Linked DNA regions of Homo sapiens: region 2 is linked to region 1. A link is a loop called in an ENCODE intact Hi-C map of the cell type or tissue named here. Cell type or tissue: B cell. All regions are shown on one strand. Each heading gives the region's core, and the rest is flanking DNA. Links, peaks and the distances in the headings are about the cores only.

The links. A loop is a pair of places that touch in the nucleus more often than their neighbours do. Peaks named below come from ENCODE experiments on the same cell type or tissue, not always from the same donor. Only the 100,000 strongest peaks of a DNase experiment are listed, where the experiment ranks them.
Region 2: it touches region 1 in a loop (18-fold over the local background); 6 of 110 quality-filtered maps call a loop at or near these places.

The regions. Positions count from the first base shown.
Region 1 is chr6:16,199,469-16,215,822 of GRCh38, reverse strand. It overlaps the pseudogene RNU6-1114P. Among named protein-coding and RNA genes, the nearest start is that of GMPR, 31 kb to the left of the region's middle. RefSeq lists a cis regulatory region at 1-566, a silencer at 791-967 and enhancers at 9,789-9,998, 10,209-10,298. In B cell, for the core only: CTCF peaks have their summits at 8,875 and 9,081 (motif pointing right); DNase peaks (open chromatin) are centred at 9,092 and 10,302; H3K27ac peaks cover 962 bases; H3K27me3 peaks cover 304 bases.
Region 2 is chr6:15,894,355-15,910,708 of GRCh38, reverse strand. No RefSeq gene overlaps it. Among named protein-coding and RNA genes, the nearest start is that of LINC02543, 92 kb to the left of the region's middle. RefSeq lists enhancers at 4,498-4,677, 5,388-5,537, 8,290-8,349, 8,850-9,129, 9,310-9,399 and 3 more. In B cell, for the core only: a CTCF peak has its summit at 9,395; DNase peaks (open chromatin) are centred at 4,718, 5,148 and 8,998; H3K4me3 peaks cover 1,933 bases; H3K27ac peaks cover 2,929 bases.

The DNA.
Region 1 (16,354 bases), core at 5,608-13,607:
CCCTGAGTAGTGCTAAACTCAAGTTTCCCATTCTTCGGGAGAACTGAATTCCATTTCAGTTTATACCAGAGGTCACACGCTTCCATGCTTATCAGGGGCAGGCAGGAAACATGCATGAGTCAGCTGACTTATACCAGTTGGTTTTGGTATAAGTCATCCTTTCCTGGCCACTTCTGTTAAGCTTGGAGGAAAATAGACAATAGGGTTGAGGGTATTTCAGAGTCACTGTCAGTGTTTTCTGGACAATTTATGACTTTGAAGACAGTCGTGGCCAGTAGACAAGAAAAGCATTTTTGGCATAGATTTTTACTCACAGGTCTGTGTTTTTCAACTCTTTATTGCTCCTCCAGGGAACATTTAGTAATGTCTAGAGACATTTGCGGTTGTCACGACTGGACGGGATGGGGGGCGATAGTGGCTTCTGGTTGATAGAAGCCACGGATGCTGCTGAACAGTTCACAGTGCACAGCACCGCCCCACAACAAAGAATTACATAACCCAATCGTCAGTGGTGCCAAGGCTGAGGAACCCTGCCTTAGGTAGATGAGACTGTCATCTTCAAATTTTTGGTTCAAGTATTCCTTCAAAATTTTATAAAACTATTTATTCTTCTACATACTTTTAATCGACATCAAAAATTTTTAATCATAAGTTTGTCAATTTTAAAAGATGTAATTTCAGCCGGGCACAGTGGCTCACGCCTGTACTCCCAGCACTTTGGGAGGCCAAGTTGGGTGGATCACCAGGCCACGAGATCAAGACCATCCTGGCCAACATGGTGAAACCCTGTCTCTACTTAAAAAAAAAAAAAAAATTAGCTGGGCGTTGTGGCGGGCGCCTATAGTCCCAGCTACTTGGGAGGCTGAGGCAGGAGAATTGCTTAAACGCGGGAGGTGGAAGTTGCAGTGAGCCAAGATCATGCCACTGCACTCCAGCCTAGCGACAGAGCAAGACTCCATCTCAAAACAAAACAAAACAAAACAAAACAAACCCGTGTGATTTCTAGCTGATTTCAAGCCAAATTGTTTTGAAAACTAATACCATGACTCCTTGGGGTCCACCCCCATTTGCTTAAAAAACACGTGAAAAAATTCTACTTTTAGAGTTGAAATGTTGTATTGTTCATTTTTGTCCTTGACCTTCTATTTTCACATCCTGAAACCAGCTTTGCAAAAATTATAACAGACAATTATGACAGTGAAAGAGATCTGACCTAACCGACTCCATGTTGCTTCTAACCTCCAAGCTGTCCTTGTTCATTCCTGGGCAGAGGATCAACTAACTTTGGGAGGAGCTCAGTTTATAGTTTAACTTTGAAACAAAGATGATAACAGGCTGGGCACGGTGGCTCAGGCTTGTAATCTCAGCAGTGTGTGAAGCCGAGGTGGATGGAGCACTTGAGGTCATGAGTTCAAGACTAGCCTGGCCAATATGGTGAAACACTGTCTTTACTAAAAATACAAAAATTAGCCAGGCGTGGTGGCGGGTGACTGTAATCCCAGCTACTCAGGAGACTAAGGGAGGAGAATCACTGGAACCTGGGAGGTGGAGGTTGCAGTAAGCTGAGATCCTGCCACTGCACTCCAGCCTGGGTGACAGAGTGACTCTGTCTCAAAAAAACAAAAATAAAAACAAAAACAAAAAACAAAGATAATGACAGCCATTTCCAGAAACAAACCGCCTTCCCACCCAGATCAATAAACTGCCTTATAATAATAAAACTCCAGTAATATTAAAACTCCAATCTCCCATTCAGCTGCTCTGCATGAATTGGACTCTTTATTGCAATTCCTCTGCCTTGATAGATCAGCTGTATCTGGGCAGCAGGCAAAATGAACCCATCGGGTGGTTACAATCCCCCTCAGGAATTTATCCTGGGGTGGTTCATTTCCAGCTTTATGAAATAAATTGCACTGGGATAAGAGGCTTTTCCTGATCATCCTATCACACTTCTCTGCCATAAAAATCCTATAAATTGGCCAGGCGCCATGGCTCATGCCTTCAATCCCAGCACTTTGGGAGACTGAGGCAGTTGGATCACCTGAGGTCAGGAGTTTGAGAACAGCCTGACCAATATGGTAAAACCCCGTCTCTACTAAAAATACACAAATTAGCTGGGCATGGTGGTGGGAGCCTGTAATCCCAGCTACTTGGGAGGCTGAGGCAGGAGAATTGCCTGAACCCAGGAGGTGGAGGTTGCAGGGAGCCAAGATTGCGCCACTGCACTCCAGCCTGGGCAACAGAGAGAGACTCCATCTCAAAAAAAAAAAAAAAAAAAAAGAATCCTATAAATTGAAATTAATGTTTCATTATTTCCTGTGACTATAATGATTTAATTGTTAAAAACTTTTTTTGGGGGTTGCTAATAGTTACAACTTTTATTAGAGACAACTGATCAAAACGACTTAAGTAAATTACGGATATACATAATTATTAAACATCAGAAGTAAAATTTCTTTAAGAGGCACCTTTTATTGGGTGCATCTTGGGCTGGATTATACTCGGGTGCTTGATGCAGAACAAGCGCATTTCTTGCTCACACTATTGGTCCACCCAACAAGATGCTTTGCTCATCAGGGTTACTCTGGGACCCGGGCTTCTGCAGGCTTCCTCTCAATGTCTGCACCCATGATCACTGAGGCAGGAGAAATGGAATGTGGCTGCCTGGAAATGATACATGTCACCTCCATGTATACCTCATTAGCCCATGCCAGTCCCAGGGCCAAATCTAACTTCAAACACAGTTGGGGAAGTGCAAACCTTCCATATGGTCAAAAGGGAAGAACTGGAATTCAGGTGACGCCCTGCATAGATAAATGGGGCTTCCCTCCCACTTCCCTTCTAATTCATGTATTCATGAATGAATGTTTATACTTTTTGAGGCAGGGCCTCACTCTGCTGTTCTGGATGGAGTGCAGTGACACAATCACAGTGCACTGCAGCCTTAACTGAGCCCCCGGCTCAAGTCATCCTCCCACCTCAGCCCCTTGAGTAGCTGGGACTACAGGCGCTCGCCACCATGCCTGGGTAATTTTTGTATATTTTTCGTAGAGATGGTGTTTCGCCATGTTGCCCAGGCTTGTTTCAAACTCCTGGGCTCAAGTGATCTGCCTGCCTCAGCCTCCCAAAGTTCTGGGATTACAGGTGTGAGCCACTGCACCCCGCCTGAATGAGTATTATTTATTGCTAGGATGAGAGAGTTCAGAAGTGATTTTATTCCTATTATTGTGTTTGTCTTTATAGATAGAAGTTATGAGAAACTTCGGTCACAAAGAGAAATGTCACTCAAGGGCCAGGCATGATGGCTCATGAGTAATCCCAGAACTTTGGAAGACCAAGTGCTGGAAGATCGCTGGAGCCCAGGAGTTTGCTTGGGCAACATAACAAGAACCCATATCTACAAAAAATTTTAAAAATTAGCCAGGTGTGGTTGTGTGTAATTGTAGCCCCAGCTACCCAGGAGGCTGAGGCTGAAGGATCTATCCCTTGAATCCAAAAGTCCAAGGCTGCAGTGAACTATGATTGTGCCACTACGCTCTAGCCTGGTCAACAAAGTGAGACCGTGTCTCTAAACAAACAAACAAACCCCAGAGAAATATTCCTTAATTCTTTGAACTCTTTCTGAATTATATGTTAAAAGTCTAATGGCGATCTGTCTATAACAAGCATTAACTTACAACGATCTACCAGCTAACACCTTGGTCATGTCCTTCTTTTTCATTGAAAGCAAAAATTTAGAAATCCAAGTTGCTAAATGATTTGTACCCAATGGTAAAATGCATCTCTTTTCCCGATACTCACATGAATATTTCAAAGAGCATCCAGAGATTCTATATGCCAGAGCAATGCAACACCATGAAGATAGGTTGGGCACGAGGGATACCTTTCTTTTGGGAAGCTGAGAACCTTATCTGTGCACTGATAAGAGGGCATGGATGAAAAAAAAATTGACTTTCCATCACTGGTATTCTCAGGTCAGTTTCAAAAAAGAGAGTGGATGCAAGTTGAACATATTGATGGAAATGGATTCCCTTTTATTATTTATTTATTTATTGAGATGGAGTCTTGCTGTCACCCAGGCTGGAATGCAGTGGCGTGATCTCAGCTCACTGCCAACCTCTGCCGCTGGGTTCAAGCAAATCTCGTGCCTCAGCCTCCAGAGTATCTGGGATTACAGGCGCACAACACCATGCCTGGCTATTTTTTTTGTATTTTTAGTAGAGACAGAGGTTTCTCCATGTTGTCCAGGCTGGCCTCAAACTCCTGACCTCAGGTGATCTGCCTGCCTTGGCCTCCCAAAGTGCTGGGATTACAGGCGTGAGCCACTGCGCCCAGCCACCCAGGGGTGCATACACCCCATTGTGAAGCCTGCAGTATTAAAATTTAATACCTGAGCCCATGAGAGGACAGATTTCAGAAATTTCTCTCTCATAGTTCTGGAGAGTAGGAAGTCTGAGATCATGGGTCCAGCTGATTTGATTTTTGGAGAGGGTTCTCTTCCTGGATTCCAGACAGATGCCTTCTTGCTGTGTCCCCACAGAGTAGGGAGAAAGAGAGGAAGAGAGAGTCAGAGAAACAGAGAGAGAGATAAAGAGATAGATAGAGAGAGGGAGATAGAGAGAGGAGACAGAGAAAGAGAGCTCATGCTAGCTCTCTGGTGTCTCTTAAAAGGGCTAGGCTGGGCATGGTGGCTCACACATGTGATCCCAGCACTTTGAGAGGCCAAGGAGGGCCGATCACTTGAGGTTAGGAGTTCGAGACCAGCCTGGCCAACATGGTGAAACCCCATCTCTACTAAAAATACAAAAATTAGCTGGGCGTGGTGGCACGTGTCTGTAATCCTAGCTATTCGCAAGGCTGAGGCAGGAGAATCACTTGAACCTGTGAGGCGGAGGTTGCAGTGAGCTGAGATCAGGCCACTGCACTCCACTCCAGCCTGGGCAACAGAGCAAGACTCCATCTCAAAAAAAAAAAAAAAAAACAAGAAGATTAAACAAGATAATGGATGTATATCAGGGGTCCCCAATCCCTGGGCTGTGGACTGGTACCTGTCCATGGCCTGTCAGGAACTGGGCCACATAGCAGGAAGTAAGTGGACGAAGGAGCATTACCACCTGAACTCAGCCTTCTGTCAGGTCAGTGGCAGCATTAGATTCTCAGGAGCACAAACCCTATTGTGAACTAGGTTTTGTGCTCCTTATGAGAATCTAATGCCTGATGATCTGTCACTGTCTCCCATCACCCCTAAATGGGACCCTCTAATTGCAGGAAAACAAGCTCAGGGATCCCACTGATTCTACATTATGATCAGTTGTATAGTTATTTCATTATATATTACAATATAATAATAACAGAAATAAAGTGCACAATAAATGTAATGCTCTTGAATCATCCCCAAACCATCCCCCATTCCTGTCAGTGGAAAAGTCGTCTTCCGTGAAACTGGTCCCTGGTGCCAGAAAGGTTGGGGACTGCTAATGTCATAGTCTTTATGACTATGCCCAGCACATAGCATTTAATAAATGGAAGCTGTAATATAATAATATATCATTATTATTTTATATGAAAATAAACTCAGATGTATGAACGAGTATTGTGAAAATGCGCATATGTGTTAAAGATAAAACACGGACTTCATTCAGATTCCACGGTCCCCATCTTGGGCTTCTTCCACCGAGACCCCTGGAAGAAGCAGCGTTTGCCATCCTTGGGGAAGCTCTAGTATAAGCCTTTTCCTTATGTTAAAATGCCAAAACCTCTGTGAAAAGTAAGGATATTTATTTAGTGTGTCTCTGATCTTTACCTGAGCTGAAATTTTGTCGGACACAGAAGAGAGAAAGCAAGCATGAAGGTTCTGTGAGCTGGGGCAGGGACTGGGGAACCCACGGGTAGAGAAGGCAATTTGCAGCATGAAATAGAGAAACTCCAAGACTTACACCCCACTTTTCCCATTTCTCGGTGTGACCCAGGGTCTTGTCTCTACCTCTGTGTTTTCTCACCTCTTTTGTTGCATTAGTCAAATGCTGTGTCCTTTAAATCCACGGCATGTCTCCCTCCCTTGTTGCCCTGGAAATGGCTTCTGTTATCCAGCCAGAGAGTTTTATTGATTTCTCTGCCTTCTTTCAACCCCACCTTAAAAACAAGCACAATGCCATAAAATGAAATTCTTGTGTTTTAAGAAGTCTTCCTTGAGAAACTTGAACACTTACAAATAAGCTTATTTACTCGCTTTCCCTTTAGTAATAAAACAACTCTTTCTTTGTTGCACATTGCTTCCTCTATCTATAATCAAATTTAAGACTGCTTTTACTTTTTTTGTAGCATCTAGTACTATATTTGATTGAATGTATTTGTTTAATACATTTATGTTAATGTTAAAACACATTCTGGCATCTGTCCTGCCTCTGGTGGATAGTTTAATACAGAGATTTTTTTTTTTTTTTTTTTTTGAGACAAGGTCTTGCTCTGTGGTCCAGGCTGGAGTGCAGTAGTGCAATCACAGCTCGCTGCAGCCTTGGACTCCTGGGCTTAAGGGATCCTCCCAAGTTAGCCTCTTGAGTACCTGGAACTACAGGTGCATGCCACCATGCCCAGGTAATTTGTTAATTTTTGGGGGGTTGGAGGGAAAGGATCTCACTCCATTGCCCAGGCTGGAGTGCAGTGCACAATTACAGCTCACTGCAACCTCAAACTTCCAGACTGAAACGATCCTCCTGCCTCAGCCTCCCTAGTAGCTGGGACTACAGGCATACTGCCTGGCAATTTTTTGTACTTTTTGTAGAGACAAGGTTTTGCCATGTAGCAGCCCAGGCTGGTCTTGAACTCCTGGGCTCAAGCAATCCTCCCACTTCAGCACCTCCCAAAGTGCTGGGATTACAGGCATGAGCCAGCACGGGTGGCCTGAGAGATGTAATGCAAAACCCTGACTACACACAGTGCTGCCATATCAAAGAAGGAATTCCATGTTTTAGGTGGCGAGTTACTCATTTAAAGTAATGTTTCACATAATAGAATTCTGGTACAGTGAAGCCTAACATTAGACCCAACATACAATAACCTGAGCTTTGAAATGTCTTAGAATAACTATATTTCACATTTGGAAGAATTCTCAGAGATCACTGAAGCCTTCAGTTCTTAGGGATAATTAATTTAATCAAGAGAGGAAACAATTTCAACAACCAAAAGCTACTTCCTATCTTAAAAAGGAAATAGCAAATTATGCTAACACCTGATTGATTGATAAAAACAGATGTGCACATATCTCTATTCCTAATATTAGTATTATTAAGTCCACCTGCACACTAAAGTTCCAGGATCTGTGTGTACCAGTGGCAGTGCCCTGCCCTCCCTGTCGTGGAGATGCTCCCAACTTGTTCTCTTTAGTGCTTCTGTAATCAGTGGAAAGGAGCTAAAATAAATGCTTCTTCATGTCCCCACTCCTCCAGGAGGCGTGCACATCCTCCCCTCTATTCAGGAGAGATACTTGTCCCCAGGGCTGGGCTGGAGCGGTGAGCTGGTGTGTGGACACACATGGAAGCTTGTCCTTTTGAGGATCTTCCTTCCCACTTCTCTCTGAGACCTCCTACCTCTACCTATCCAGGCCCTTTTTCTCATTTGAGTAATTCACCTCTCTAACTCCTCTTTCTCCTTTCCCCAGCCCTGGTATTTCCTAGATTCATGGACAGCAAAAGCATGTTCCATGGGCTGATTCTCATCTTTCTCACCCTTAGTTCGACTAGTTCTTTGACTATTTTTTTTTTTAAACAGTCTCGCTCTGTTGCCCAGGCTGGAGTGCATCCAGTGGCACGATCTCAGCTCACTGCAACCTCCGCCTCCTGGGTTCAAGCGATTCTCGTGCCTCAGCCTCCCAACAGGGGTGCGTCACCACGTCCAGCTATTTTTGTGTGTGTTTTTAGTAGAGATGGGGTTTGACATATTGGCCAGGCTAATCTTGAACTCCTGGCCCAAGCAACCCACCAGCCTCAGCCTCTCAAAGTGCTGGGATTGAGCCACTGCGCCCGTCCTGAATCTTGGTTTTTATTTAGTAGTGGGCTAAGGGAGGGTACCCTGGGGTTAATGAAGGAAATACACACAAATCCCCAAAAGATATTATTTCAAAATATAACTCTCCTAAAAGAGTTTTTATAAGTTAGATAATTTTATTATTTATTTATTTATTTATGTGAGATGAAGTCTCGCTCTGTTGCCAGGCTGGAGTGCAGTGGTGCAATCTTGGCTCACTGCAACCTCCGCCTCCCGGGTTCAAGCGATTCTCCTGCCTCAGCCTCCCGAGTAGCTGGGACTACAGGTGCACGCCACCACACCTGGCTAATTTTTGTATTTTTAGTAGAGATGGGGTTTCACTAAGTTGGCCAGGCTGGTCTCAAAGTCCTGACCTCAGGTGATCCACCCACGTTGGCCTCCCAAAGTGCTGGGATTAGAGGCATGAGCCACCGCGCCTGGCCAAATTAGATCATTTTAGAGCTGAAAAAGCTTAGAAATTATTAGTCCAATTCTTTCATTTGTTAACGGGAAAACGGAGGTCAGAGATGTTGAAGGACTTGCCCGAAGTCACCTAGTTAGTGGCAGAGGCTGTGTCACGGAGTCCATATCTCCAAGCTTTCAGGCCAGCATTATTTCCTGAGCATTGCACTGTCTCTTATGTCAGGACTCAATTATTACATTAAAAGTTCCCAATCAACTGTAATTTATACGGGCTTTTAGAATACTTATAAAAACTGTATAGTCTTAGTACGTATGTCAAAAGAACTTGAATATTCTAAATTAAGCCCCACATTTTTCAAGGAATTCGGAAGGGAATATTTCTTGCTCATTCCAGATAGTTGGTTACTTGCCACCAAATTGAAGAAGTGGCTTAGCAGAGATGGTTGCTCTCAGTGAAAGTGGATCCGTACTCATTATTTCTTCCTGGCCTTAGATGTCAGCAGCCTATTTTAATTCACTTAAACCTTCATGTGTCACATCCTGTCTGGACCTCAGGGTTTCTGGAAGAAACAGAAAATAGGATTCAAATAGCCAGGCTTCCGGTCTGGAATAAGGATGCTGTGGTGTAGTGTGCTGTGTTTACCACTAGAGGGCACCTTTTCCCTTGCTTTGGAATCGAGTTTTTCAGAAACTGGAGTTTGCAATCCTCTGTATCTGTCCCTGTGTCCACACGTTAGTAAATTTTTGGTGGCTCAAATGAAATGCTCTTCCCGTACAACAATGGCACTCTGCAATCCTTAACAGATGTGATTGCTGATGGGGATAGTTACAATTCATTCTAGTCAATTAAGAGGAAATTGATGAGGGTGATACTGCCCAGGGGTGAGCAGAAAGAAGTCTAAATGTTTGGATTGGAAAAGGACTAAGAAGAGCTAATACCCTATGCTTTGGTTGTCTGCTTTAGAAGGAAAGCGTTCAGAATAATAATATGATTTAACAAGACAAATAGGGCAGACATATAGGATAAGCCTCATCCTACACAGGTGTGTAGCTAGCAGCCACCTGGTACATTCAAATTCTACTGAGGAAGAAAGGCAGACAAATACTGGGTTTAAAATATCTATCTGGCCAGATTCAGTAACTCAGACCTGTAATTCCAACACTTTGGGACACCAAGGTGGGTGGACCACTTGAGCCCAGGAGTTCAAGACCAGCCTCGATAACATGGCGAGACTTCATCTCTACAAAAAGTACAAAAATTAGCCAGGTGTAGTGGCACACACTTGTAGTTTCCACTCTTTGGGAGGCCAAAGCAGGAGGATTGCTGGAGGGTGGGAGGTGGAGGCTGCAGTGAGATGTGTCACATCACTGCACTCCTGAGGCACTGGGCGGGGCTCAGCAGCTTGTTACAATGTTTATTTTAATTAGATTCTAGCAATTGCAGCCTGTGCAGTGTAGATGTCCTAGGGCTGCCATTGTCTGCCATTCAGGGAACTTGGAATTAGAGCTCTTTGCAGAGATCTTGTGGGCATTAGGGAGAGGAGAAGAGGGGATGGAGTTATGTTTGAAAGTATGAGGAGCCAGTGGAAAAGCTAGGTTCTTGACTATGCCTGATTGGCCAATGACATGGCCACAGTTTGGTAACTGGCTGTGCAGATCCAGATTCTGGGTAGCAACAGCCCTGTACATCTGGCAACACTATGGCGTGTCTCTGTGGCAGCTTATTTTGAGCGTCACGGCTATTACCCAGAGTCAGGAGTAATGTCTTTCATTCTGAGACATCTAAACCCCCAACCACAGGCATGTTTTCTTCCAGGGCAGAGGGCAAATGCAATTACATCTGTGACCAATTTGCACAGCTGGGAGCTCAGCCTCCTGACAGAAACATTTATTTGAGATTCAAGTCTCTAGGGAGCTGGGTCACCAGACAGGAAGTAAGGTCCAGCAAGCATGTGTTGTCTACTATGTGAATGCTTGTTAGGCTGGGCCAGGAGAACAAAACAAAACAACACAAAATGTCAACTTAAGCTTTTAGAAGCAAAAAATCAGCCTTTTCTGTCTACAAACCAGGTTTCTCAGGGCATAGAGGAAAATAAGAATATCCAAATAAGACGGTTGCCATTGACCCCAGTACAAACATAGCATGCACATGGGACATGGAACTCGTGGAAGGGGCAGCTGCCTGGGAGTCAAAGTCCTGGTTTCCAGTTGTGGTTCTACCACTGTGAACTGTGGCATCCTGGGCAAGTCACTTTGCTCAGGCTTTTTATTTTGCAGGATTTTTGTGTCATTCTTGCTCAGAGGCCATGGTAGTCTTCTCCGTATCATTCCAATTTTTAGTATATGTGCTGCTGAAACGAGCACTTTTTTCTTTCTTGCTTGCTTGCTTTTTTTTTTTTTTTTTTTTTTTTTTTTTTGAGACTGGGTCTCACTCTGTCACCCAGGCTGGAGTGCAGTGGTGCGATCACAGCTCACTGCAGCTTTGACCTCCCAGGCTCATGCAATCCTTCCATCAGCCTCCCCAGTAGCTGGAACTACAGGCCTTTTCTGGAGCTGGAAGATAAAGAAAACCAACATGAAAGCATTGAATAGACAAATCCAGAGACCAGCCTAATGATTCTATTTAGTATTTACCCACAGGACAATGTCTCTGGATTGTATTTATTTATATTGTCTCCCAATGGCTTTATTGAGACATAATTCACAGATCATACAATTCACCAATTTAGAATGTACAAGTCAGTGGCTTTTCATATATTCATAGAGTTGTGCAGCCATCATCACACCAATTTTAAAACATTTTTATAACCCAAAAAAGAAACCTGCCACACTCCTTATTTATCAGCCATCACTCCTCAGGGCCTTCCCTGATTCCTTCCAGCCTTAGGCAACCAATGATCTACTCTCTGTTTCTACAGATTTGCCTATTCTGGACATTTCTTATAAATGGAATAATACAATATGTTGTCTTTAGTGACTGGCTTCCTTCACTTAGTGACTGATTTCCTTCACTTAGCATAATCTTTTCAAAGTTCATCCATACCGTAGCATGTATCAGTACTTCGTTTCTTTTTACTTCCAAAAAGTATACAATTATATGGAAATACCATACTGTGTTTATTCATTTGTCCATTGATGGACATTTGGGCCGTTTCTACCTTTTAGCTCTTATGAACAATATTCTGTGAACACTGGTGGACAAGTTTATGTGTGAACATATGTTTTCATTTCTTTTGGGTATATACCTAAGAATAGAGTTGCTGGCTCATACAGTAACTTTGTGTTTAACCTTTCATGTAACTGCCAGACTGCTTTCGAAGGCAGCTGCACCACTTTATTTTATTTTAAAAAATATGTTTATTTTAGATTCAGGGAGTACATGTACAGGTTTGTTACATGTATATATTGCATGATGCTGATTTGGGTTTCTGCTGAACCCATCACCTAAATACTGAACATAGTACCTAACAGGTAGTTTTTCAACCCTTGCCTCCCATCCTCATTCACCACTTTGGAGTTCCCAGTGCCTATTGTTCCCATCTTTATGTCCATGTGTACCCAATGTTTAGCTCTGACTTATAAGTGAGAACATGTAGTATTTGGTTTTTTGTTTCTGTGTTTAATTCACTTAGAATAATAGCCTCCAGCTGCATCCATGTTGCTGCAAAGGACATGATCTCATTCTTTTTTATGGTTATATAGTATTCCATGGAGGTGCACAATTAATTATATATTCCAATGAGCAGTGTATGAGAGTTCTAATTTTGCCACTTCCTTGTCAATACTTGTTATTTCTGTTTCATAAAAATTTTAGCCATCTTAATGGGTGTGAGATGACATTTAATTATGGTTTTGATTTGCATTCCCTGATGGCTAATGATGTTGAGCATCTTTTCATGCACTTATTGGCCATGCATTTATCTTCCTTAGAGAAATGTCTATTTAGATTTTTGCCCATTTTTTAGTTATTTGGTGTTTTGGTGTTGAGCTGTGATACGTGTAATATTATCTGCACATTTTTTCTCTTATTCATTGTAGGCTTGTCTCTTCATTTTCTTGATGGTGTCTTTGGAAGGACAAAAGTTTTTTAGCTGAATTGTGTGCAATTAATCTATTTTTTTCTTTAATTGCTCATGCTTTTGGTGTCATATCCAAGAAACCATTGTCAAGTCCAAGGTCACGAAAATTTACACCCCTGTTTTCTTCTAAGAGTTTTATTGGATTAACTCTTACGTTTTGGTCTTTTCTCTATTCTGAATTTGTACACATTGTGAGACAGGTCCAGCTTCATTTTTTTTTTTTGACATGTGTATATCCAGTTGTCCCAGGATCATTTGTTGAAAAGACTATTCTTTCTCCACTGAATGGTCTTGACACCCTTGTTGAAAGTCAATTAACTGTAAATGTGAAAGTTTATTTCTGGACTCTCAATTCTACTACACTGATCTATATACATCTACCCTATGCCAGGACCACACTATTTTGATTACTATGGCTTTGTACACATGTTGAAGTTGGGAAGTGTGACTCCTCCAATTTTGTTCTTTGTTGAAGATTATTTTGTTTTTTCTGGGTTTCTTGAATTTTGATATAAATTTTACAATTAACTTGTCAATTTCTGCAAAGAAATCAGCTGGGATTTTGATAAGAATTGCATTGAATCTATTGAATAACTTGAGGGTGTATTGCCATTTTAACAACAATAAGTCTTTTTTTTTTTTTGATTCAGAGTCTTGCTGTGTCATCCAGGCTGGAGTGCAGTGGCACAATCTTGGCTCACAGCAACCTCGGCCTCCTGGGTTCAAGCGATTCTCCTGCCTCAGCCTCCTGAGTAGCTGGGATTACAGGCACCCGCCACCACACCCAGCTAATTTTTTGTATTTTTAGTAGAGACGGCGTTTCACCATATTGGCCAGCGTGGTCTCGAACTCCTGACCTCAGGTGATCCACCCGCCTCAGCCTCACAAAGTCCTGGGATTACAGGCATGAGCACTAAGCCTGTGTATTGATCTTTTATCCTAAAACCTTGCTTAAAAATTTATTCATTTGAGCAGTTTTTAAATGAATTCCTTAGGTTTTATTTTTTCTTGTTAATTTTTTCTTTTTAAAATGAGATGAGGTCTTCTTATGTTGCCCAGGCTGGTCTTGAACTCCTGAGCTCAAGCGATCCATCCACCTTGGTGCTGGGATTATAGGAGTGACACACCTCGCCCGGCCCCCTTAGGGTTTTTTAATATCCAAGATTATGTCATCTGAAAGTAGAGATAGTTTAACTTCTTCCTTTCCAATATAGATTCCTTTTTATTTCATTCTTGCCTAATTGCCCTGGGGAAGGCCTAGATTTGTATCTCAGCTGTCTATGGAACTGAATATCTGTTATCAGCCCTCACTGAAGTTTGAATTAGGTGCTTCAGCTCCTTTAACCAGGCAGTTAATGTTTAACATTCAGCCCCCAATGTACATGGAGGGAAATGTACTACCCAGTGTGTATTTCCATAGAGCAATACAGCTCTTAGGCACTGGGGATGAATCAGGAGTGTGCTTGGGTAGGTCACAGCACTGTTTCCAGATGGAGCGTTAGGATGGCAGGAAAGGATGAGAAGCAGCAGAGCTTTAGACAAGGAATCTTTTCTGCCAGTTAATGCCTTTCAGGGCCTCTGCCACAGATAAGGATGAAAGAGGTCAACAAGGAATATGGAGAATCACATACAGACAGAACTGCAGCTGTGACCTGGACAAACCACCCAGCTCCCTCCACCCTCCACACTGCCCACTGCAGAGTGAGATGGAAAAGAAGAGAAAGTCGGGACCGAGTGCCGTGGCTCATGCCTGTAATCCCAGCACTTTGGGAGGCCGAGGCAGGTGGATCACGAGGTCAGGAGTTCGAGACCAGCCTGACTAATATGGTGAAACCCCGTTTCTACTACAAATACAAAAAGTTAGCTGGGCATGGTGGCGCGTGCCTGTAATCCCAGCTACTTGGGAGGCTGAGGCAGGATAATTGCTTGAACCCGGAGGTGGGGGTTGCAGTGAGGCGAGATGGCGCCACTGCACTCCAGCCTGGGCTACAGAGCAAGACTCTGTCTCACAAAAAAAAAAAAAAAAAAAAAAAAGAGAAGAGAAAGTCGGCCAGTTTTTCAGTCTACCAATGAAGTAAGCTGTTTTCTTTTCAGACTTGGAGTGAGCAAATTCTGTAAGCACCCTAATTAATGAGGAAAGCTCCAAGTCAGGCATGTTTTCTTGAAAGCACTCTGTGCCTGTAGCCCTTCTCTGACCAGCCTGGATAGGCAAGACATCCAACGTGATTTCTGAGTTTGTACATATTTGTAGTGGCTATTTGCTGTGAGGTGGAAACAGATCCTGCTCCCGCTTTGGGAGCAATGTCAAGACACCCATGACTTCAGAAACAAGATGAAACAAATATCTTGGTTCATGGGCAAACTGCGCAGAGCAGGCTTTGTGTGGGAGCCCCCAAAGGTGGAAGAGCTATTCAAAGGTTGCCAGAGCCTGAGAATAAACTGGCCCTGACGAGACTTATGGACACGATCCAGTTCCGAGCAAAATCCGTGCCCAACCTCCCTGAAGTGCACCATTGAGAAAACGGCTTGAGAATAGATTGAATGACATGAGGAGCAACATCGGCGGAATGGCTTTAATGAGCCAAAAAATGTGGTTTCAAATGCCCCTGTCTCCGAGTGCCACTGCCTGCCTTTGCCAGCAGATACAAAATCTGTTCACTGAAGCAAACTTAGAGACATGAAGCGGAGCTTATGCAAATTCCAGGTCAGCATGTCGCATTCACATTCAAGTCCAGAAAATTCGCTCCACGTGAGGAAAGATATGTCCGAGCTGAAGGGGAATTGTTTGTGGTCTTGAATGCAGGGCAGGATTGGGGGCGTTGCCGGCAGAAGGAAAACTCTTGCATCTCCAGCAGGGAGAGTTTATGGCTGGGCGTGCTGTTGACTCCCGGGGAGGGGGGTGTTGTTTACTGTACAGTCTGGTCCTAATTATTCAGGGGCCGATTATCCAATTCATGGATTCACTGGCCTAGTGCCTCTCCTCTTTTTAAAGATTTCCAGACTTTTGGTGATGTTACTGCTCAGCTGATGCCAAATGGTTGAAAGAAAGAATGAAAAGAGGATAAAAATAATCTTGCTCCATGTTAGCAATTCCTGTAAACTAGCTGATCAGGGAAAAGGAGCAAACTGCTTGGTTAAAATAGAATCTAGGAATTGTTGGGGATAAGGGGTTTCTTTCTTGGTACCCTATACACGGTGTCCTGGGCCCCTATTGCCACAGGGACGTCCGTGGCAGATTTGCTGGTGACGGCTCCATAAGGCAATGCTCACTAAGTGCAGACAGTGCAGCAGAGCAGCCAGCTGGGCTCACAGTGAGGCTGCTGACTGCACAGTCAAGCACAGAAGCAGACCCCGAAGAAACCTCTGGGCTCTGAGTAGGCTTGGCCTATAGCTGCTTGTGTGTTGTGCAAAAGGATACAAGCTCCATCCAGCTCCTAGACCACCAAAAATCATCACACACTTTTCAGTGATGATTTGAGGGGGTCAGTAATAAATGCCCAGAGGAAAGAAGCCAAAATACAGAGCTGTGAGAGCATTTGGTGAAGCCAGACCTCAAGGAGCCATGGAAATGGGAAATGAACATATTACGGCACGAAAAGGTGTATTAAGCTTTGGGGAGGAAAGTGGGGTGACCTCTTAGAAAGTTAGTGGCAGGAGGATCTTGTGACTTAAAAAAATGTTCCTTTAATGAACATTCTTCCAAATGAATTAATTCTTTTGTATTAATATATTGAAGGCTTAGGACTGATTAATATCATTACTTTGAAGTATAATCTCTTCATTAACTTCTCTCACTTTCCATTATTAGTGAACATTTATATTTTTAACTA
Region 2 (16,354 bases), core at 4,445-12,444, 300 kb after region 1:
AGATATATTTAAGTTAAAGTTAATTAAAATTTATTTCTTTTGAGAATGTCTTAACCCTCATAGAGAGCACTGGAGACCACCTATGGTGCCTCTAGTGTTGTGATTCAGTTCTCTCTGAAATTGTTTTCTAACCACAAACAGAAAGCACTCAAACCAAGATATTTAGGTGCTCCTTTAAATAACAATTCATATACTGTCTCTGTTTGCCTGGGCAGATTTCCTCTGTATTATTCTATCCTTAAATAAAATCTATAAGAGGCCATTGTTTTGGACTGAGCACCTGCATTAAGCCCCAACACACCAAACCAAAATGCAATCACTCATGATAAGTGCCACATAAGCAAACAGAAATTTTAAAAAACAGAAAAATACCCAAACAGGCCAGTTTTCAAAACAAACAAACAAACAAACAAACGCAACCCAGGAGATTCATAGCAACTAATCAAAAGAAGCCCAGTCAACCTGAGCCAGTGTTAAGGAAGTCCCATCTCCTTTCACCCATACAAGGAAAATAACCCAGAGTCAGCTGATGTTGACCAATCTGCTTTTTGCTGTTTTCCTCGTTCCCGCTCAGGTGCCTTACAAAAATCCACTGTTCTGCCATTCCTGACAGTCTATTTCAGAGACTGGACACTGCCTGGATTATGAATTGCTAATAATAGCCAATTCGATCTTTAAAGCTCAATGTGTTGGAATATCATGCTTTGACACTGTATTTGATAGTGTCGGGAAAAACCACCCTCCTATGGCCCTGACTTAAGAACCTAAAGAAAGCTGCTCTACGGAGTGCCCACAAGGCACTAGGTCCACATATTTTTAGTTCGTGTTATCTTCCTAACATACCTGCAAGCCATGCCTTTACCTTTGCCTCATAGGTGAGCAAAGTGAGGCTCCACAATGGTAAACAACTTACCCCAGGTCACATTGTCACACAGGTGGAGGGAGCAGGATTTGAATTCAAGACTGCTGCCACCAGAGCCACCTTGCCTGCTGCCCACGACCCTTGGACTTTGGGAGCTTCCCCTGAATCAGGTCTGCTGCAAGGACAGCCTCAGCATGCTCTCCCTAACTAGCCCTTTAGAACCTCGGGACCCAATAAAGGCTAAATCGTCCTCTTTAACTATCTCATTCTGCTTGTCTTTTCAGCCCTCTACTCATTTACAGAGATTACTTTAGGGCCTTCCTCCCTCCAGGTGCTCAGAGCTGTCATTATCAGAGATGAAAAAATCCCTGTCTGTATCTTCCTGATACGAGTTTCACACGAAAGTTAATGTCACAGTACAGCCTGCTTCTCCACAATCAAGCTCCTGAACCCTGCTTTTTTACAACCCTTCTATTATTGATTGATTGATTTGATGCATTATATTTGAATGTATTTACAGGGTACATGTGAAATTTTGTTACATGGATAGTCGGTAATGATAAGTCAGGGCATTTAGGGTTTCCAGCACCCAAATATTTATCATGTCTATGCGTTTAGTACATTTCAAGTCTTTATACTGGCTATACAGATTTGCTCATAGACTTTCTTCATAGCCACACACACACCCCGTCTCTCACACCTCATATATACTCCTCAGAGACACGCACATAAACACCCACACACCTAACATACTATACACAGACCTCACACACACACACACACACACGCACACACACATGCATCTTCCACCACACGCATGTTCATCCCCAGTGCTTTGCCCACCAGTAACCCCTTCATCCTTTGAGATTCACCTCCCTCAGGAAGTCTTTCCTTGATACCATCACCCCACAGCTGAATGAGGAGAATCTCTTGGGATCCCATCCCACTCTCCCTGTCCTACCCATTATTTTATCATTGGCTGTTTTCCGCAGCAGCAGGTGGGCTCCCAGAGGCCAGAGCTGAGCATTATTCACATTTGGGTCCCCCATCTTCCCTCCCCAACACCCTGTACCAGGAATGGCATCCAGCGCTCAGAATCTCAGTAAATACTTCTGGAATGTATGAGTGAGCTCTATTTCGGTGATAAAGAGCCCACTGGATTAATCTGCATAGCCTCCTGACTCCAGACTATCTGGGTCCAAACACCAAACATTATAACCTGATGCTAAATCTCTCTGGACTGTGGTGTGCTCATCTGTGAAGTGGAAATGATGTCAATGGCAATTAACACCCGACTGGCTGGCGGAGGAGATTCAATGAGGTTTTACACATATGTAGACCTACGTATATTAGTATGAAGCAAATAACATGATTTTCAATCCTTACGTGGGGAAAGTAAAACCACACAGCTCCCTTTGGAAAAACCACCCCTGATGCCTCATCTGACCAGGGAAACCGATGATTCTTCCGCCTTCCGGGGCCTCTCTCTTATCACAAGCAGACAGGTGGCCCAAGCACAATGGATTCAATCCATAATGGACTCCCAATCCAGTCTAACCGGTCTGGGCATCTCTGCCCCTAGGGGACTGAGCCCTTAATAAACAGATGTGTCTTCCAGCTCAGAACTGCAGACATGTGCGTGCTCATGTTTATGTCAGTAGCCTTTGTTCTAAATCCATACCAATACCCGTTTAGTATTTCTAACAGATTGGTTCTTTCTGATGTGACTGTCTGAACAAATGAAAAGCATTTCCCTGTGGCCTACCTGTCACACTTTTTTCCGTCCTCTAATTGAGAACACTTTCAAACCTCTCCAACTCCTGTTTGCCTCGCAGTAAGGTGAAGATTTGATTTCTTCCCTATTACAATTTTCTTTTGAGTCAAAACGAGTATCTTGGAAAAAAACAAGTATAGCTAAGGGAGAGGGCAAGTCCAGAAAAGCATATATAAGTTTGTGAGCCAAAATAAGGTTAGTGGTTCTGAAACTGCCATTGCAAAATTGTAACTGAAACAGTGAAAGAGATCCGACCTAAGCAACTTCATCTTGCTTCTAAACGTCAAGCTGTCCTTGTTCATTCCTGGGCATAGGCTGAACTAATTTGGGGAGGAACTTAGTTTACAGTTTAAAACAAAGACGATAACAGCCCTTTCCCCAAAGAAGCCTCCTTGTTGCCTGGGGACTAGACTGCCTTTGTAGGACTAACAGATTAGCCACAGATTAGAAATTATGGTCTAGGAGTCATGCAGCTGGAGGCTACAAGATTCTGACCCTCCCTAAACTGCTCCTAAGATCAGTGCTTGAGATATTTTGCAGACCCTGCACTTGATGGATCAGCTGGCACAGCTGGCACCACCCAGGTGGATAAACTGGCTCACCTGATCTTGTGGCCCCCACCCAGGAACTGACTCAGCACAAGAGGACAGCTTCAGTTCCCTACGATTTCATCTCTGACCTGACCAATCAGCACTCCCGGCTCACTGGCTTCTCCCCACCCACCAAGTTGTCTTTATGTTATTTATTTATTTTTTGAGACAGGGTCTTGCTCCGTAGCCCAGGCTGGAGTGCAGTGGTGCCATCTCAGCTCACTGCAACCTCTGCCTCCCTCGATCAAGTGATTCTCCAGTCTCAGCCTCCCGAGTAGCTGGGACTGCAGGCGCAGTCACCACGCCCAGCTTATTTTTGTATTTTTAGTAGAGATGGGGTTTCTCCATGTTGGCCAGGCTGGTCTCGAAGTCCTGACCTCAGGTGATCCACCCACCTCGGCCTCCCAAAGTGCTGGGATTACAGGTGTGAGCCACCGCGCCCAACCATCAAGTTGTCTTTAAAAGATCCGATCCCAGAATGCTCGGGAAGACTAATTTGAGTAATAATAAAATTCTGGACTCCCACACAGCCGGCTCTGTGTGAATTACTCTTTCTCTATTGTAATTCCCCTGTCTTGATAAATTGGTTCTGTCTAGGCAGCGGGCAAGGTGAACCCATTTGGCGGTTACAGTTCCAGTCCAGCCAGATGCCAGCCAGCGTGTGGGAGGCCCAGGCAGAGCAGTCTCAGCTGTAGATCCCTGGCGGTGGGCAACACCCCTCCCCACAGGTTCATGGTAACCTTTTCGCAAGACATCTGCCTCCTCAGATACCAGCATCCCAAATTCCTGCATGGCAATTTCATCCACTACAAATACCATACATTAGTATACATTAGAGAGAAGGGGAAATTGCATGATTTTTCTGGTGAAAGGCTAAGTGAGAAGGTGGGGGAGGAAGGCAAGCTCAATTCTACCTTAACTTGCTGGAAACAGATTGCATTCCTCCTTTCTGTTCCTCACTGTGCTGCCTTTGGTATTTCAGGCCCACAGTGCGTGCAACGGATTCCTCATTTGATTACATTGCTTGATATTTCATAAATTCTGAAAGATTGGCCTAATAGGGATGGAAGAGAAGATAGAATCATTTCTGGGTGCTGCATGTATGCCCTCCTGTCCCCACAGCTGTACCCTTTCTGGAAAAGTTGCCTGGGGCTCAGCCTAACAAGGGGAGGGAGGAAGCCTTCATCCAGTAAGAATCGGGGTAGGGCTCCAGCCATGTACCTCAGTGCATTTCAGCTGAGCACTTGCTATGGGCAAGTACTGCCCCAGGCCCTCGACATAATATCGTATGAGCTACTTGACAAATGATTGGAGGTCTGAGTATATGGGGGATGGGGGGAATTTGCGTTGCCTGACATGCACAATGAAGATAGCAGCAAGTAGCCTCAGAGCAGGGAGTGGGAGTACTGTGTGGGAGACAAGCACTCAACTCTTGATCTGGAATGTTTATCCTTGTCCTGGGCCCCAACCCACAGCTCATTGACCCATGATGTCCTCTACCCTCTGCTTCACCAAAGACACAGCAACAGAGAGAAACAGAAAGAGGAAGAGGAAAGTGAGTCACAGGGAATAACTGTCACATAGCTCTTTATCACTTAAATTTTTACCTTTTAAAATAGGTGCTGCATGAATACGTAACCCAATTCAATAATGTAAACAGTGAAGACTAAGTCCTCACCCACACCTGACTCCCCGCAACCAGTTCCCATCCCCAGATGAAATTGCCTTTGCAAAAATTGTAACAGTGAGAAAATTATGACAGTGAAAGATATCTGATCTAACCAACCCCCACCTTGCCTTTAACCTCCAAGCTGCCCTTCTTAATTATTCCTGGGCTTTTGCCAAGCTAACTTTGCGACACATTTGGTTTATAGTTTAAATGGTAATAGCCCTTCTCCAAAATTAAATGCCTTTGTAAAGAGAGTGAAATGCCACGGGGAGGATGTGAAGAACCTGAATTCTGCTAAGGTATAGATGTAAATGATTACCACCATTATTCTGGCGATCACAAGATTTGCAACTTCCCCAATTACCCCTGCAGGTAACGTCTCTACTGTGGAACCTAAGACTGGCCTTTTGAGATGTCTTTTCAGGTTTTTGCATTTTGGCAATAGCTCCACCCGGACCCACAGGCCCCTGCCCACCAGTCTTGATCTCATCCAGAAGCAGACTCCCTGGCCCAACGAACTATCCTTGAAAAATCCTAGCCTCTGAATCTTCTGGGAGATCAACTTGAGTAACAACTCTGTCTCCCACATGGCATGGCCAGCCTCGTGTCTACTAAACTCTTTCTTCATTACAATCCTGTGGTCTCAGTGAATTGGTTTTGTCTGTGCAGTAGGCAGGAAGAACCCGCTGGGCAGTTACACAGAGACCACCTCCTCTACCAATTCCCTGTGGATGACTCCAGAGGGGTTCTGTGCATATTCAAATGCTTGCATTGCTATACTTTATGAAGTACTTTAACCAAAACAACAAAGCACACTGAGAGCCAAAGATTTTGTTGTGGCAAAAGTGTTACTGAAGCCACCTTTGCAAAAATTATAACTGACAAAATCATTACAGTGAAAGAGATCTGACCTAACCAACTCCATCTTGCTTCTAACCTCCAAGCTGTCCTTGTTCATTCCTGGGCATAGGCCGAACTAAGTTTGGAAGGAACATATAGTTTAAAACAAAGATAGTAACAGCCCTTTCCCAAAACAAATCCCCCTCCTGCCCGGGGACTAGACTGCCTGTGCAGGACTAACAGATTAGCCCCAAGATTAGAAATTATGGTTTAGGAGTCATGCTGCTGGAGGCTGCAAAATTCTGAATGTCCCCAAATGCTCCTGGGGATAACGTCACTAATATAAAACCTAAGTTCTGTGTTTGAAATATTTCGCAGACCCTGTACTCCATGGATCAGCTGGCACCACCCAGATCGATAAACTGGCTCATCTGGTCTTGTGGCCCCCAACCAGGAAGTGCTCAGTGCAAGAGGACAGCTTCAACTCCCTTTGATTTCCTCTCCAACCCAAACAATCAGCACTCCCAACTCACTGGCCCCTACCCACCAAATTATACTTAAAAATTCCAATTCCCAAATTCTCAGGAAGACCGATTTGAGTAATAATAAAATTTCATACAGCCAGCTCTGCATGAATTGAAATCTTTCTCTAATGCAATTCTCCTGTCTTAATAAATCAGCTCTGTCTAGGCAGAGGGTAAGGAGAACCCATGGGGCAGTTACATTATTACATTGGATTCTCATAGCAATCAATGCTATGCAGATCTCTCAGATGAGTTAGGTGAGTTATAGGTTGGTTCAAGTCACTACCTGATATGGTTTGGCTGTGTCCCCACCCAAATCTCATCTTTTTTTTCTTCTTTTTGAGAGATAAAGTCTCACTCTGTTGCCCACGCTGGAGTGCAGTGGCACAATGTCTACTCCCTGCAACCTCTGCCTACCAGGTTCAAACGATTCTCCTGCCTTAGCTTCCCAAGTAGCTGGGACTACAGGTGTGTGCCACCACGCCCAGCTAATTTTTGTATTTTTAGTAGAGACATGGTTTCCTCATGTTGGCCAGGCTGGTCTCGAACTCCTGACCTCAAGTGATTTGCCCGCCTTGGCCTCCCAAAGTGCTGGGATTACAGGTGTGAGCCACTGTGCCTGGCCCCAAATCTCATCTTGAACTGTAGTTCACATAATTTCCACATGTCATAGGAGGGACCCTGTGGGAGGTAATTGAATCATGGGGACTGTTACTCCATGCTCTTCTCATGATAGTGAGATCATGAGATCTGATGGTTTTATAAGGGGCTTTCTCCCCACTTTGATCTGCACTTCTCCTCGCTGCCACCATGTGAAGACAGATGTGTTTGCTTCCCCTTCTACCATGATTGTAAGTTTCCTGAGGTCTACCCAGCCCTGTGGAACTGTGAGTCAATTAAACTTTTTTCCTTTATAAATTACCCAGTCTTGGGTATGTCTTTATTAGCAGCGTGAGAATGGACTAATACACCACCCAAGTCAGTTTATTCAACCAAGTATCTGTGAAACTACTATATCCATCAGCTAGGGCTGCTGTAACAAGTTACCACAAACTGTGTGGCTTAAGACAACAGAAATGTATTCTCTAACAGTTCTGGAGGTTAGAAGGCCAGAATCAAGGTGTCATTGGGGTTGGTTCTTTCCGGAGGTTTAGAGAAAGGATCTGCTTCATGTCTTTCTTCTAGCTCCTGGTGGTTGCCAGCAATCCCTGGCATTCCCTGGCTTGTGGCAGCATCACTCCAACCTCTGCCTCTGTCTTCACATGGCCTCCTAACCTGTGTGCATCCTCTGTGTCTGTGTCCACATTTTCCTCTTTTTCTAAGGACACCAATTATTGACTTTAGGGCTCAACCTAATCTAGTATGACTTCATCTTAAACTTAATAAAGATCCTATTTCCAAATAAGGTCACATTCACAGGTTCTGAGTAGAAATGAATACTGGGGAGAGACTATTCAACCCTACGGCAACCTTAAGAAGCCGTTTAACCTCTCTTAGTCTCAGCCTCTTTATCTGTACCACAAAGCATTCTTGTGAGGATGAAATGAGAAATCCAGTGAAAACAGTTCAGCATCAGCTTTGGTAGTCCAAAATGTTAGCTGCTATTGCTGCTAACCTGTCATCATCATCATCTTTCTTCTTCATCTTCATCAGCCACTAGAATTATTATTTTTTGAGACAGAGTCTTGCTCTTTTTGCCCAGGCTGGAGTGCAGTGGCACCATCTTGGCTAACTACAATCTCTGCCTCCCGGGTTCAAGCTATTCTCCTGCCTTAGCCTCCCAAGTAGCTGGGACTACAGGCACCCACCACCATGCCCAGCTAATTTTTGCATTTTTAGTACAGACGGGTTTTCACCATTTTGGCCAGGGTGGTCTTGAACTCCTGACCTCAGGTGATCCGCCCACCTCGGCCTCCCAAAGTTCTGGGATTACAGGCATGAGACACCACACTGGCCAGTCACTGGAATTATAGGAGCTATGAGAGACAAAAGGGACAGCTCACAGTCTCCACTCCCAAGTAGGTTCTGGTTTAGCTGTGGACACTCCACTAACATCCCTTACAGGCTAAAGTGCTGAGTGCTATGGTTAGGACTGCCAAGGAAGAGGAGGCCAGGGTGGATGTCACCTGAGTGGACAGCACAAAAGGCACCCAACACAAGTAAGTTTTTTTTTGTTTTATTTTATTTTAGCCAGGGTCTCGCTCTGCTACCCAGGCTGGAGTGCAGTGGCACAATCATAGCTCACTGCAGCCTCAACTTCCTGGGCTCAAGCAATCCTCCCACTCAGTGTCTTGAGTAGCTACGACTACAGGGGGGTGCCACCATGTCTGGCTAATTTTTTAGTTCTTGGAGAAATGGGGACTCACTAATATGCCCAAGCTGGTCTTAAATTCCTGGGCTCGAGTACATCTCTTGCCTCACCCTCCCAAATTGTTGGGATTACAGGCATGAGCCACCATGCCCAGCTTTGAAAGGATTCTTAGGAGCAACATGGACCCCAACGGAGCTATGACTCACTGCCTTGAAGGGAGTGGTCTCTTCATTTCCATGCCATGAAACGTGCTCAAGGGCACACAGTCATATCACTCCTGAAGCTGAGATGCTTTCACTTCTCCTTGAAGAAGCATATCTCTAACCAAAATAACATTGCCTGTCATTTTGGTGAAACATCTTTGAGGTTTTGAGCTCATGGGAGTCCCAGGGGAGGAGAAACGTCTGACCTTCTTTACTAACCTTAAAGTCTCAGACAAAAATCATAGGTGGAGCTCTTCCCATCTGAATTTGCAATGCCTGTACAAAGTTAGCTGCCACGTGAAAACTATAAAGTGTGTGTTAGAATGTTTCTACTGTTAGAGTAGATAGGCAGATATGAGCAGGGCAGGAGAGGGCACCCCCAGGAGTGTCAGGTGACCATCAGGTGATGATCAGGCGGTTGTTAAACTCTCTCTGAAATGATAATTGGTCACAGCCGGCACCAGGCAAAGACAGGCTCCCAGTAGATAGAAAATACCTGGAGCTGGTGATCAGCAGCTTCTCAATAAGAGTTCAGGGGTTGGACAAGCAGGCCCAAGCATGCACACTAAGAGGCAAAGTGGCAGGTATATGACCTTCACCTGGGAACAGTCGACCGGTAAAGGAAAATTGCCCCTAGAGAGCATGCGCGCAACTGCAGTAAAATAAACTATGCACGCAGTCACCCTCCCAAGTGCTGAGCAACACTGTGCATGTGGTGGTTGAGCAACAGCCCGCCCCAAGGGAAGGATCAAGGGAGGAGAAAAGAAAGCCCCAAAATCATGCCAATGTATAAATCCCCAAGTCAAAGGCTGAATGGGGCGGTTGGCCTCTCAAGTTGCCAGCTTGGCCTTTTTCCATATGTACTTTGCTTCCTTTTGCTTCTGCTCTAAAACATTTTAATAAACTCTCATCCCTGCTCTAAAACTTGCCTCAGTCTTTCCCTTTGCTTTAAACCTGTGTCTGCCCCTCAGCAGAATTTTTTCCTCCAAGGAGACAAGGATCGAGTTTGCTGCAGATTTGTGTGAATTCCACCACTGGTAACACTACCACTGCTGGAAAGCTTGAGATGTTGCGTGCAAGAGACCTAGAGTCAAAAACATCCATTGTTGGCTGGGCTCACGCCTGTAATCACGAGGTCAGGAGTTCAAGACCAGCCTGGCCAAGATGGTGAAACCCCATCTCTACTAAAAATACAAAAAAACTTAGCCAGGCACGGTGGCGGGCGCCTGTAATCCCAGCTACTCAGGAGGCTGAGGCAGAAGAATAGCTTGACCTCGGGAGGCGGAGGTTGCTGTGAGCTGAGATTGCACCACTGCACTCTAGCCTGGGCAGCAGAGCAAGACTCCATCTCCAAAAATAAAAATAAAAATAAAGTACATTGCTAAAAACCATACTTTGGAGCACTCAGTGGCTGTTTAATTGAGAGTGCAATTGGGATTTCCTTTTTTCTAACCTTTCCATGTGGAGAGGACTCTGGAAAAATAGTGACTGCTGGCCTGTGCATGTACACGTCTGAAGTGTACTGCTGAAGTAACTAGCTTTCTTTAATCTGCAGAAGACCTTGCCTTTCATACTGGTATTATAAATAAGATGAATTCTGTTCATCAATAAGTAGGGACTTAAAGACAAAATTGTTCCTTTAATAATAGATCCGCTGGGCAAAAATAATCTGATTGGCTTCTTTGATATGAGATGAAAGATAAATTGATTCATGTAAATGTGTTTCCCTTTGGAGAGTACTCCAGTGCACTGAGTTGGGGCACAACATGATATAATTAATAGTTGTCATAGCAATGGGTTATATTGCTAAAATCCAGATGTGAGTTGGCTATTAGGGTTTCACAACATGTATGGAGGCTGGATTTATAGACCATCCCATAAAACTTCCATACATCCAATGTATCTATACTAAATAGTCTTAGCTTACATTCTTGGTCCTCTAAGCAGAAATCAAATGCCTGATCATATCACTGGAATTTTCTAGAAGTGTTTGGAAATTAAATTCTTCCCACTGAATGGTCAGGTCATGTATCCTGATGTTCTTTTTGAAACTGCAGCTGCTGTAATCCTTTGGTATGGTGAGGAAGATGAGCAGATGAAGAAGAGGGAGAATATCTCTTTCAAAAGCCCCTGGCAAATTTTTGTTTGCTCGGTTTTTTTGTTTGTTTGTTTTGTTTTGTTTTGTTTTTAAGACAGAATCTTGCTCTGTCACCCAGGCTGGAATGCAGTAGTGTGATTTTGGCTCACTGCAGCCTCCACCTCCTAGGTTCAAGAGATTCTCATGCCTCAGCCTCCCAAGTAGCTGGGACCACAGGAATATGCCACCACACCTGGCTAATTTTTGTAATTTTAGTAGAGACGAGGTTTTGCCATGTTGGCCAGGCGGGTCTTGAACTTCTGACCTCAAGTGATCTGCCTGCCTCCATCTCCCAAAGTGGTAGGATTACAGGTGTGAGCCACTGCACCTGGCCGTTTTTTTGAGAAAGGGTCTTACTCTGTGGCCCAGGCTGGAGGCAGTAGTGTGATCAAGGCTCACTACACAGTTGACTTCCTGGGCTCAAGCAATCCTCCCACCTCAGCCTCCCCAGTAGCTGGAATTCAGGCGCATACCACCATGCATGGCTAATTTTTTGACTTTTTGTAGAGATAGGGTCTCTCTATGTTGCCCAGGCTGGTCTCGAACTCCTGGGCTTAAGTGATCCTCCTGCCTCAACTTCCCAAAGTGCTGGGATTATAGGCATGAGCCACTGCACTCAGCCTCCATGGCAAATTTTTTAAAAGATAAAGGATCTTCTCCTGCCCTATCTTCTATATCCTTCTCCTACTTCCTAGTAAAAATAATATAACAATTAATGATGATAAGAGCACTAGTAATAATAAGAGTGATGATGATAGCTAACATTTACAGTTTCAAAGGTGTCAGGCACCATGCTAAATGCTTTACAGATATCTTCTCATTTAACCCTGCCAACAATGTAAGGAAATCAATACTATGATTATCCCCATTTCACAGGTTAAGTAACTGAGGCCAAAGATCACACAGCTGGAGTTCAACTTCAGCAGTCAGCTCAGGGGCTCACACCCTTAAGCAGTATCCCTTGCCTTTTGCATTCTTCTCATCGTGGTGAATCTCTTAAAACATTTTGACAGAAAAGCATTAAACACAGTCTACAGGAGAAACTAGGAGAGGCCAGGAACAGTGAAGACTCACAGAGAAGCAAACTCAGCTGCAGGTAGAGGTGAGATGTGGCAGTTCCACACACAGGGCAATGACCTTGAGAGTGGTAGACTCCATGAGAGTACAGGGACAGAAAATGGCGACTCTCAGAATAAGCTATTTCCAGACATTCAGAAAAGCAGGAAGAAGCAGAGACCTCTGTCAGCAGGCAGGAAAGGTCAGCCCCTGGACAAATATTCAGGGATCAGTTCCTAAGTGTGTGGGGAGCCCCCTGGAAACCAGTTGCTAGCAATGGTCCTCTTACTGGGAAGGGGTCCCGATCCCTAGATCCCAAGAAAGGGCTCTTGGATCTCGTGCAAGAAAGAATTCAGGGTGAGTCCATAGGGTAAAGTGAATGCAAGTTGATTAAGAAAGTAAAGGAATAAAAGAATGGCTACTCCATAGACAGAGCGGCCCCAAGGGTTGCTAGCGGGCTATTTTTATGGTTATTTTCTTGAGTATATGCTACTTAAGGGATAGATTATTCGTGAGTTTTCCTGGAATGGGGCAGGGGTTTCTCCTGGAACCGAGGGTTCTTCCAGCTAACTTTTGTATTTTTAGTAGAGACGGGAGTTTTGCGATATTGACCAAGCTAGTCTTGAACTCCTGATCTCAAGTGACCCTTCCACCTTGGCCTCCCAAAGTGCTGGGATTACAGGCATGAGCCACTGCGCTGGGCTGGTTACTCCCCTTCTTAGACCATATAGGGTAACTCCCAGACATTGCCATGGCATTTGTAAACTGTTATAGTACTGATGGGTGTGTCTTTTATCATGTTAATACATTATAATTAGCCTATAATGAGCAGTGAGGATGACCAGAGGTCACTTTTGTTGCCACCTTGGTTTTGGTGGGTTTTGGCTGGCTTCTTGACCACATCCTGTTTTATCAGTGGGGTCTTTATAACCTGTATCTTATGCTGACCTCCTATCTCATCCTGTGAATAAGCCTAACCTCCTAGGAATGCAACCTAGCAGGTCTCATCCTCATTTTACCTAGCCCCTATTCAAGATGAAGTTGTTCTGGTTCGAATGCCTCTGACAGTCCCAGTGGCCAAGCCAGGCCACAGCGAGTGTGGATTATACTGAGCCTCCTGGTTCTTGAACTAGAGTACTTGCATACCCCTTTGAATGTAGGCTAATTAGTGCTTCCCAAACTTCTCCAATTATAAGACTCCCCTGGCTTTGGTGAATTCACTGACTCTCAGGACCTACTGCAAACCTCTGGATGAGAATTACCAAAAGTGCAGCCTGGGAATCTGGGTTTGGCAAGCACCCAGGTGATTCCCACAGTCAAGGAGGTTTGGAAAGCACTGAGGAGGTTATTCAGAGCCTGTGGGGCCATATCTGTAAGTAGCAGTTAAGATGGCTTAGCTGTGAGGAGAGGAGGGAAGTGAGAGCAGAACTAGACAGGAAATCACAAACGCCGTCCGGTGATCTTAGGGTCACTGAGTGTCCCGGTTTGCCTGGTACTGAGGGCATTCCTAGGATACAAGACTTTCAGTTTTAAAACTGGGACAGTTCCAGGCAAACCCTGTTTCTGTTACGAAACTACATGCATTATCACCATAAGCCTCACGTGACCCCAGAAGTTCTAAAACTTTCCTTTCCCAGCAGAATCTAGCTTCTGTGGGCATTAGAAGGAAAACATTGCTGCAAAAAGTATTGCATATTAAATTGTGTATGACTGATAGCTTCACTGGTCTCCCAGAGGTATTCACATTTTTTGAAAAGAGGGACTATAATTTGTTTTGCCTCCTGCATTTCCTTTGCAGCTGAAATTACTTTTCAGAATATCTTCAAGAATCAGCAATAAAACTCATAGCTGCATTTTAGAAAAGTGACACAAGTACCTAATTCGTCATTTCTTTTAAGTTTGCTAGAGAAAAAAAATTCTACTTCTCTCTCAAAACTGTGATTTCAACTGAGCAAACTTAGACATGAGTTATCACTATCCTTTTAAAGCAATTTTAATTTCCATTTGATGGCCTTTTCTTATATTCAGTTACTGTAGCTTTAAGAAAGAAATCTTTCCACACATTATCTGAAGTCATTTTCTTGGGGCTTGCTAGAACAAATTAGAAAAGCACGATGGATAATTAAACTAAATATTGTGTGTAGAGTTAATCCAAATTCCAGAGCAGTAAGCTTTACTGAAAAATAATTACAATAAAATATAAACACAGAAGTGATGGGGTGATCCAAACTTTCAACTTGACATTTGCTAGGGAGTTTGCCTCACAGTAGGGGATGAAGTCATCTCAGACCTGACTTTCCCCAAAGCCACAAAGTCCACACTTGGGTTGGGAAGATAAGTTGACTGGGAAGAAACCTTGACCCTGAGGCCCAAGTCTAGTTAGAAGAGAGACAAGAGTCTTCTTCTCTCTATTGCTGTAGCTTAGTGCAGGATTAAGAGAGGAAAGCAGCCATGGAAGGGAGACGGTTACATCAGAGGCCTTTGAACCAGAGTGACTCCATCTTGAATAGGGGCTGGGTAAAATGAGGCTGAGACCTACTGGGCTGCATTCCCAGGAGGTTAGGCATTCTAAGTCACAGGATGAGATAGGAGGTCAGCTCAAGGTACAGATCATAAAGACCTTGCTGAGAAAACAGCATGCAGTGAAGAAGCCAGCCAAATCTCACCAAAACCAAGACAGCAATAAAAGTGACCTCTGGTCGTCCTCAGTGCTCATTATTCACTGATTATGATACATTAGCATGCTAAAAGACACTCTCACCAGTGCCATAACGGTTTACAGGTGTCATGGCAACATCCGGAAGTTACCCTATATGGTCTAAAACAGGGAGGAACCCTCAGTTCCAGGAATTGACCACTCCTTTCCCAGAAAACTCATGAATAATCTGCCCCTTGTTTAACATATAATCAAGAAATGACTATAAATGTCCTTAGACAAGCAGCCAGTGCTGCTGCTCTGCCTATGGAGTAGCTCTTCTTTATTCCTTTACTTTCCTAATCAACTTGTTTTCACTTCACTCCATGAACTCGCCCCAAATTCTTTCTTGTACAAGAACCAAGAACCCTCTCTTGGGGTCTGGATCAAGACCCCTTTCCGATAAGTTACAGCCTAATGGGTTATGTGTACAGACTCTACCTTAGAGCTGCCTAGGTTCAAATCCCAGCTCTGCCAGACCTCAGCTGTGTAACCTTGGGTATTACTCAGCTTCTCTTTGCCCAGGGTGAAACAGTAATAGCACCTACCTTACAAGGTTGCTGTGAGGATAATTCATGAGCTAATATAGACAAAGCACTTAGAATAGTGCCTCCCACTTAATCAGTGCTATGTAAGTGTTTATGTGGGGGCCATAGGCTCTTGGCCCTCTAAAGATTCACTAAAAAAAGTCACTGACATGAGGCAGGTTGATTAATAGCAGAAAAGGTATACAATTTAGCATGTCTATACAGGAACTTTCAGAATGAAGATCCAACCCAACAATACAGAAGCTTTTATACTATCTGGAGATTAAAGAAAGAATGACGACTCAGTGCCTGCCCCCAAACAGGTTTTGGTGGCAGGACAGTTTAAGGGCCAGAGAAAGAAATAGGCTTGGTCAGCAGAGCTGGCATTATTATGTAGATAAAGGCTCCCTCAAAGGTACATGTTTCTTTTTAGACTTTTAAAGGTGTAAGACTCTGAATCTCTCCTAGAGCCTGGTTGTGTTAATGGAGATTCTCTACAGATGCAGATTTTACCCCATAAAAGACAGCTTTGCAAGGCCATTTCGCTTTGCCAGCTCTGCAGCAGCCATTTCAAAATATGTTAAAGAAATATATTTTGGGGTAAAATATTTTGATTTCCTTTACTTACATGAAAGAATGATAGAAATCTTCACATCTGTCTTCAGCATATTGGTTAATTTTTTTTTTTTTTTTTTGAGACGGAGTTTCGCTCTTGTTGCCCAGGCTGGAGTGCAATGGCGTGATCTCGGCTCACTGCAGCCTCCACCTCCCGGGTACAAGCAATTCTCCTGCTTTAGCTTCCTGAGTAGCTGGGATTACAGGCACGCGCCACCGCGCCCATCCAATTTTGTATTTTTAGTAGAGACGGGGTTTCCCCTTGTTGGTCAGGCTGGTCTCGAATTCCCAACCTCAGGTGATCCACCCACCCTGGCCTCCCAAAGTGCTGGGATTACAAGCATGAGCCACCATGCCCAGCCTGGTTAATTTTTAATTTTTAAAAGTTGCTCTGCAGCAGAAGCTGCTCAACAGGACAAATGCAGTCTGTGCAGTTGCTTTCTGGGTACCCAAGGTGTGTATGGTGGTGGTGGTGGTGGTGTCTGAACTAATTGCCAAAATTTTAAAATAGGGAAATATGTAAAAATACAGGTTTCCATCTGTTTTTGAAA